Linked DNA regions of Mus musculus: region 1 is linked to region 2. The links are chromatin contacts, found by Hi-C or POLR2A ChIA-PET in ENCODE. All regions are on one chromosome and are shown on one strand. The core of a region is the stretch at or near the end of the contact, and the rest is flanking DNA. Distances in the headings are between cores, read along the strand shown.

Region 1 (3,098 bases), core at 431-2,930, 290 kb after region 2:
GGTTTGTTGTTGTTGTTGTTGTTTTTAGTGTTGTCAAGGAATGAATAGTATCATAATCGTAATGTTGTAATTTTATATGACTGTCATCATGGTGGATTTACACCAGCATTGCCACAAACATAAATTATGTTCTGCTACAACTTAACAACAGTTACATCACTAACCAATAGGATTGGTTTCAGCTCCGTGGTGACTGGAGACCTGTAGCTGAGATTTCTCACTATGAAGTAACTGCCTACTTAGTGGCTCCAACAACAGACTTGGAAAGTGTCTTGGTTTACGAGTTTTTGTTCTATGACTATAAAAAAGGCTTTAGGAACCTGCTTCTACCTTGGAAAAGGGAATTTTGGGATGCCTGAACCTATGTTTCCAGGCCACTCATATTTGGCTCCAGAATAAACTGTCTCATTTTTCTCTAAGGTGAGAGCTGTGCGAATACTACCTTTGTTCAATTCATTAACATTTCTCACTCCACCCATCTTCCCTTAGTTTCTTCTTAAATAATAATAAATAACTTTTAAGAATTATTTAATGTAGCCGGGCGTGGTGGCGCACGCCTTTAATCCCAGCACTCGGGAGGCAGAGGCAGGCGGATTTCTGAGTCCGAGGCCAGCCTGGTCTACAAAGTGAGTGCCAGGACAGCCAGAGCTACACAGAGAAACCCTGTCTTGAAAAACCAAAAAAAAAAAAAAAAAAAAAAAAAAAAGAATTATTTAATGTATATGAATACATTGTAGCTGTCTTCAGATACACCAGAAGAAAGCATCAGATCCCATTACAGATGGTTGTGAGCCACCATGTGGATGCTGGGAATTAAGCTCAGGATCTCTGGAAGATCAGTCAGTACTCTTAATCACTGAGCCATCTTCCCAGTCCCCTTAAATAATTATTATGAGTATTGTTTTTTATGTGTAAATCAAGGAGACTGTAAATTCAGCTTTATGACAACCACTCACTTAGCATCTACAAAGCCTGAGTCAGGGCCGTAGCGCCTTAAAAATAAAGCAAAATGCCTGATCATTTTCTCCCTCAAAATCCACCAAGAGGACTACATCTTACACAAAACACAGCGTCTTTACAAAACCCTCACAGAATCTATTCAACTTCAAGCCTCTTCTTCTCTCCTAAATTTTCGTCTGACTTCTGGTGTCTGTGGTGTTTGAGTGGTAGACTAGTTTGCTGCTGCTAAGGGGCCTCGCAGCTGGCCGTTTCCATTGTCTGGTAGGCGTTATCAGTTTATCTCAGATGAAAGGATTTTCCTGCATTGCTGCATAAGCATTAAGTCTGAGACCAGTGAGAACGTTGGAAGTGTGATGCTTCTTTGCTCTCTTTTTAATCTTGTTCTGTTTAGAAATTGTTCTATTAGAAATAATGTACAGTCGGGAACGAACTCTGAATTTTGACACTTTCTTTCTTTCTTGGGGGGAGGGGAGTTCGAGACAGGGTTTCTCTGTGTAGCCCTGGCTGTCCTGGATCTCAGGCTGTAGACCAGGCTGGCCTCGAACTCAGAAATCCGCCCGTCTCTGCCTCCCTAGTGCTGGGATTAAAGGCGTGCGCCACCACCAGCGTCCAGCCTTGGCACTTTCTTACATAGCTAATCCATAAAGCAAAGCGCTAGTTCCGGAACTTGGCGGCCCCGGAAGTAAAACCGTATGACCCGGGTCAAAGACAGAGAGCACTTCCGTTTCCGTACAGCCGTAAACAACATGGCGAAGGCCGGCGAGAAAAGTGTTGGTGGCGGCAAGCGAGGCTTGAAGAGGAAAGCTGCCGCTGAAGAGCCTCAAGAGGCTGCGGCCGCGAGCGATGGGACGGCGGAGAGCGGGGTGCAGCCCGCGAAAGCGGCCGCCTTCCCCCCGGGCTTCAGTATCTCGGAGATTAAGAACAAGCAGCGGCGACACTTGATGTTCACGCGGTGGAAACAGCAGCAGCGGAAGGTACGCGCGCGGGGTTGGCGGGGCACGAGCGCAGGGGCGGGGCCGGGAGCGCGCGGGGCTGGGGGGGGGGCGACGTGCGCGCGCGGGGTTGAAGGGGCGGGGCCGGGGGCGCGCGGGGTTGAAGGGGCGGGGCCGGAGGCGCGCCCCCAGCCCCTCGCTTGGCTACGGGGTCCCCAGCGTCAGCCTTTTGCCGGATGAGCTTGGCGTAGGGGAATCCGGCCCTTGCCTGCTCCGTGGGTTGCACTCTCTGGGAAGCCGAGGGATTTGGAACCGACGATCCAGCCTCTGGCCGGAGATGGCAGAGGGTCCGCCCCCTGCCTTTGCGCATCCCGCCTGCCTAGCGTTGGTGGTAAACTCCAGGTCCTAAACGTGGCCCCAGACTCTTTCAAGGAACCATTGGTGAAGTTTCAGCACTGTGAAGTGTCTGTCATAGCTGTGTTTGCTCTCTTCCGCCTTGTGCTCGCACTGAAAACTAGACAGACTTGTAAGTAAGCCTTGCCCAGGATCATGAGGCTCATTTGTGTCTAAATTACAATTTTAAAAATTCCCTATTACAGCATACACAGCAACTAACACATGATTTTATATTTGTGTTCTCTTACTGGAGGACCTTGGCTGGATCTTTTCGTAAGTGCTAGGTCGCTACTGGAGTTCTTTTTATTTATTTATTTATTTTTTAAAGATTTATTTATATGAGTGCACTGTAGCTGTCTTCAGACACACCAGAAGAGGGCATCAGATCCCATTACAGATGTTTGTGAGCCACCATGTGGTTGCTGGGAATGAACTGAGGACTTGTGGAAGAACAGTCAGTTGTGGAGGTTTTTTGGTTTTTGTTTTTTTGTTTTTTTCAAGACAGGGTTTCTCTGTGTAGCCCTGGCTGTCCTGGAACTCACTTTGTAGACCAGACCTCGAACTCAGAAATCTGCCTGCCTTTGCCTCCCAAGTGCTGGGATTAAAGGCGTGCGTCACCACCGCCGGGCTTGATTTGCAATTTTGAGGGAGGAATGTCCTAAAAGCCTTTTTTTTTTGGACTGAAGATCAGTAGGCACTACAGAATGTGTCAGACATTTTGTCTAGATTCAGGAGATTATAGTGTATACTAAGTAACAACTGAACATGTTTGCAACTTCCTATTGACCTTAATAGGTAGTTTTGGTTATA
Region 2 (3,011 bases), core at 125-2,624:
GAAAGAGCACCAATGGTCTATTCTGAAGTTATAACCTTTCAATTGATTTTAAATAGAAATAATAAATATACCATTCTGGCGCTTTTTGAGATGGTATGGCTTTACCTTCTTCATTTCAAGGTCTTCTAATTAGCTTTGGATAAGTCCTTTAATGTCTCTGTGCCTCTGTGGATCTTAAGTAAAACAATGATAGTCTTGCCACATTTGCATAGGGACTTTATGAGGAAACTAATTACTATTTGTACAACACTTAGAACGCAGTATACTTGGTGTACATGCTTGGTAATTTAACATAATTGCCAATAATAGAAGTATGAATCTGTTTAGAATCTTCCACTCACCGCTACTTTTTTTCCCCAATAACAAAACTTTTAAAATGTTCTGGGAAATCTCCTTAGCAGCCAACAACCATCCGTTCATTACGCGCCAACTGTGGTTTGTGCTGCAGACACAAAATAAACTTACATGGTCTCTGCCCTTCCAGAAGTTAATCTTTCTGTTCTAAATTTGGAATGCTTTTTTTTTAGATAGCAAAAGCTCAAAAAAAAAAAAAAAAAAAAAAAAACCAGAACAAAAACTACCAGAGGGCTAGGTGATTAATTTCTAATAACCTCACGGAAAAGCTCAAGTACTCTCAGATGCATGGAAGCGCAACAATCAATTGGGAATGCGTTTATTTTGAAATTTGTGACTGTGTTGATGCACATAACGTACTTGTGTAAAACAGGCAACACATTCCCATATCTCTCCTTAGAAAGCCTGACAGAATTTGTGAGGGCAATCAGGTGAGACCATGAAGAAGGAACTCGGGAAGGGATAAGCTGTCAAGAATGTTGGTGATTGACCTGGTGTGTTGGGAGAATACCTAGAAGAGCGAAGGGAAGAAGTTCCAATGACAGCTGGGAGCTGAGAAAAGACATTCCTGGCCAACGCTGACCTCAGGGTCAGCAGGGTCGGCAGGACGCGGAGGGGCGCACGCACGTCCCTGCAGCCACGCAGGAAGATCAAGCGAGAGCAACCACGGCGTGCGGAACGCGGGCCACACGGATGCGGGAGCAGGCCGAGCCCTGGCACTGTGCCCCCCGCCCGGCTCTGGGGCACCGGATGCCAGGCCGAGGAAGGATCTGGGGTGCTTCCAAACTAACGGTCCCCACGTCCCTCGCTACTTCGAGCTTAGCCTCCGCGGCCAAGCCCAGCATCCACGCAACAAGCAATAAGTTACCGCTACAACCCTGCACAGAGGGGCTCCCGCCCGCCGGGGGGCTTGACCGCGTCACTTCCGGCGCGCCCGCCCGGAAAGAGGCGGAGGTCGCAGTCCGGGTGTGCGGCTCCTGGGGACGCGCCGTGTCGGGGACGCGCGTGGAGGGCGGGCTCGGGAAGGGGGAGTGTCCGCGCGCCGCCGCTGCCGCCGCCGCCACCGCCGCCACCGCCGCCACCGCCACGGTCCCGGTCTCTGCCGGAGAGCTCTCAGCATCTCTCCCGGACACCCAGCCCCTCCGTGCAGCCGGACGCCGCGCTCTAGGGTCTGCGGGAGCCTAGCCAAAGCCTAGCCAAAGTTGCTGCCGACTGCGGGGCGGGCGGCGGGACGGCCCCGGTCCCCTCCCCTCCGTCATCCCTGCTTGCGGACTCCCGGGTCATGGGGAACACTGCGATCGCCAAGAAAGGCAGCGAAGTGGAGAGCGGTGAGTCGAGTCGAAGGCCCTGGCTGGGTTCCCGCCGGATGGGCCGCCGCGCGGTGCAGCGCCCTGGGCCGGTGTCCCCCCCAAGGCCGCGCGCGAGCCACGGGCCGGGCCTTGCAGTGGCCGCGGGGGCCGGCCGCCTCCTCCTCTGTCCCCTCCCCCACGAAGGCTCGGGGGTGAGGGCCAAGCCCCGGGGCTCACTGGAGAGAGGGAAGGCGGGCAGCGAGGTCCCTGTGATCCCCTTTCTTACTAGAGCGAGGAGGGCTGCCACGGTCTGGAACGCGTCCCCAAATATGGTCCTTTTGTGATCGCACCCTTAGCTCTTCTTTCTCCCAGAGCCCCCAACACCCAGACCCTCCTTTAAGGGAGCCACAGGTAGTACGTTTGGGTTGACTTGGCTTTTTCTCCTTCTCCTGGATGTATATCAGTTTTCTCACAAGGTGAGTGTCCGTGAGGGTCTCCAAAGGTGACGTTAACCCTTAGTGTCTAAGGCTCTTTCTTTCACCCAAGAGATTAGAGATGGCAGACATAAATACAAGCAGCAACTTTATCCATTCGAGGAAAAATAAGTGAGACAGCGTTGCGTTTACTCTAGACATCCAGGAATGTTCCAGGATGCCTGTAAAACTTAGAGGCATTTCAGAGTTGAAGTGCTTTCTTCCGAGAGCTGAAAGTTCAGACGTTCAGTACTGTGTACAAAATTTCAAGACAAAAGGGTCGTGGGAATTGAGTTTCTGTGTAGCAACTTGGTTTTATATGTAAGCATACACATATATGCGTGTTGTGTAACAGGCTGTGAGAAAATTGTGTGCCATTATTCGGCTCATATTATAATTTATAATTCACAATAATTAGAGAACGGTCCCTGACTTTTGTTACATTGCCATAGGTTAATGACATCTCAGTCCTTGAAGTAAGTCTGACAATTTGTTCGTGTTACTGTAAGTAACGTCTTCCATTGTGTCTGTGTTTATAACAGAAGAATGAAGCCAATCTTGTAATTAGCTTGAAGCAAACAGCTTTTGATTCTCATGAACAAAGCAGAGTTGAGTTGACAGAAGAGAGTCTAGCTATTGCTTTTGTGGAATGTAAACAACAGTCAGATTTAACGGGTTATGTTTCATCAATAAGGTTCGTTCCAGGGCATGGAACAGCAGGGCAAACTGTTGGTGAGCATGTGACAACTTGAAAAGCCGATGTAGAATTAGGACTTCCTTGTTATCTTAGTAATTGTGCAAATGTAGTAACTAATTGTACAGACTCACAAAAAATGAAGTATGACAAAATACTATATCCATGTAACATTGCTTTTCCCCTATTTCTCTTGTACAA

Evidence for each region. A loop is a pair of places that touch in the nucleus more often than their neighbours do. ChIA-PET counts read pairs that join two places held with the same protein, here RNA polymerase II (POLR2A).
Region 1: a loop to region 2 is called in a map of left cerebral cortex, with 11 times the contacts of the local background. The contact joins the promoter of Rpf1 here to the promoter of Prkacb in region 2. A Hi-C loop is called at or near these places in 6 of 37 maps with a recorded cell type or tissue (heart, left cerebral cortex and v-Abl transformed pro-B cells). POLR2A ChIA-PET finds 5 or more read pairs at or near these places in 2 of 5 experiments (Patski and embryonic stem cell).

What each region holds. Positions count from the first base shown.
Region 1 is chr3:146,520,005-146,523,102 of GRCm38, reverse strand. Rpf1 (ribosome production factor 1 homolog) reads left to right here and starts at 1,680. Exons shown (of 9, transcript NM_027371.3): 1 at 1,680-1,934. The coding sequence starts at 1,707.
Region 2 is chr3:146,811,309-146,814,319 of GRCm38, reverse strand. Prkacb (protein kinase, cAMP dependent, catalytic, beta) reads left to right here and starts at 1,374. Exons shown (of 10, transcript NM_011100.4): 1 at 1,374-1,682. The coding sequence starts at 1,637. It overlaps LOC115486180 (a long non-coding RNA gene), which reads left to right and starts at 1,690. Exons shown (of 2, transcript XR_003954577.1): 1 at 1,690-2,119.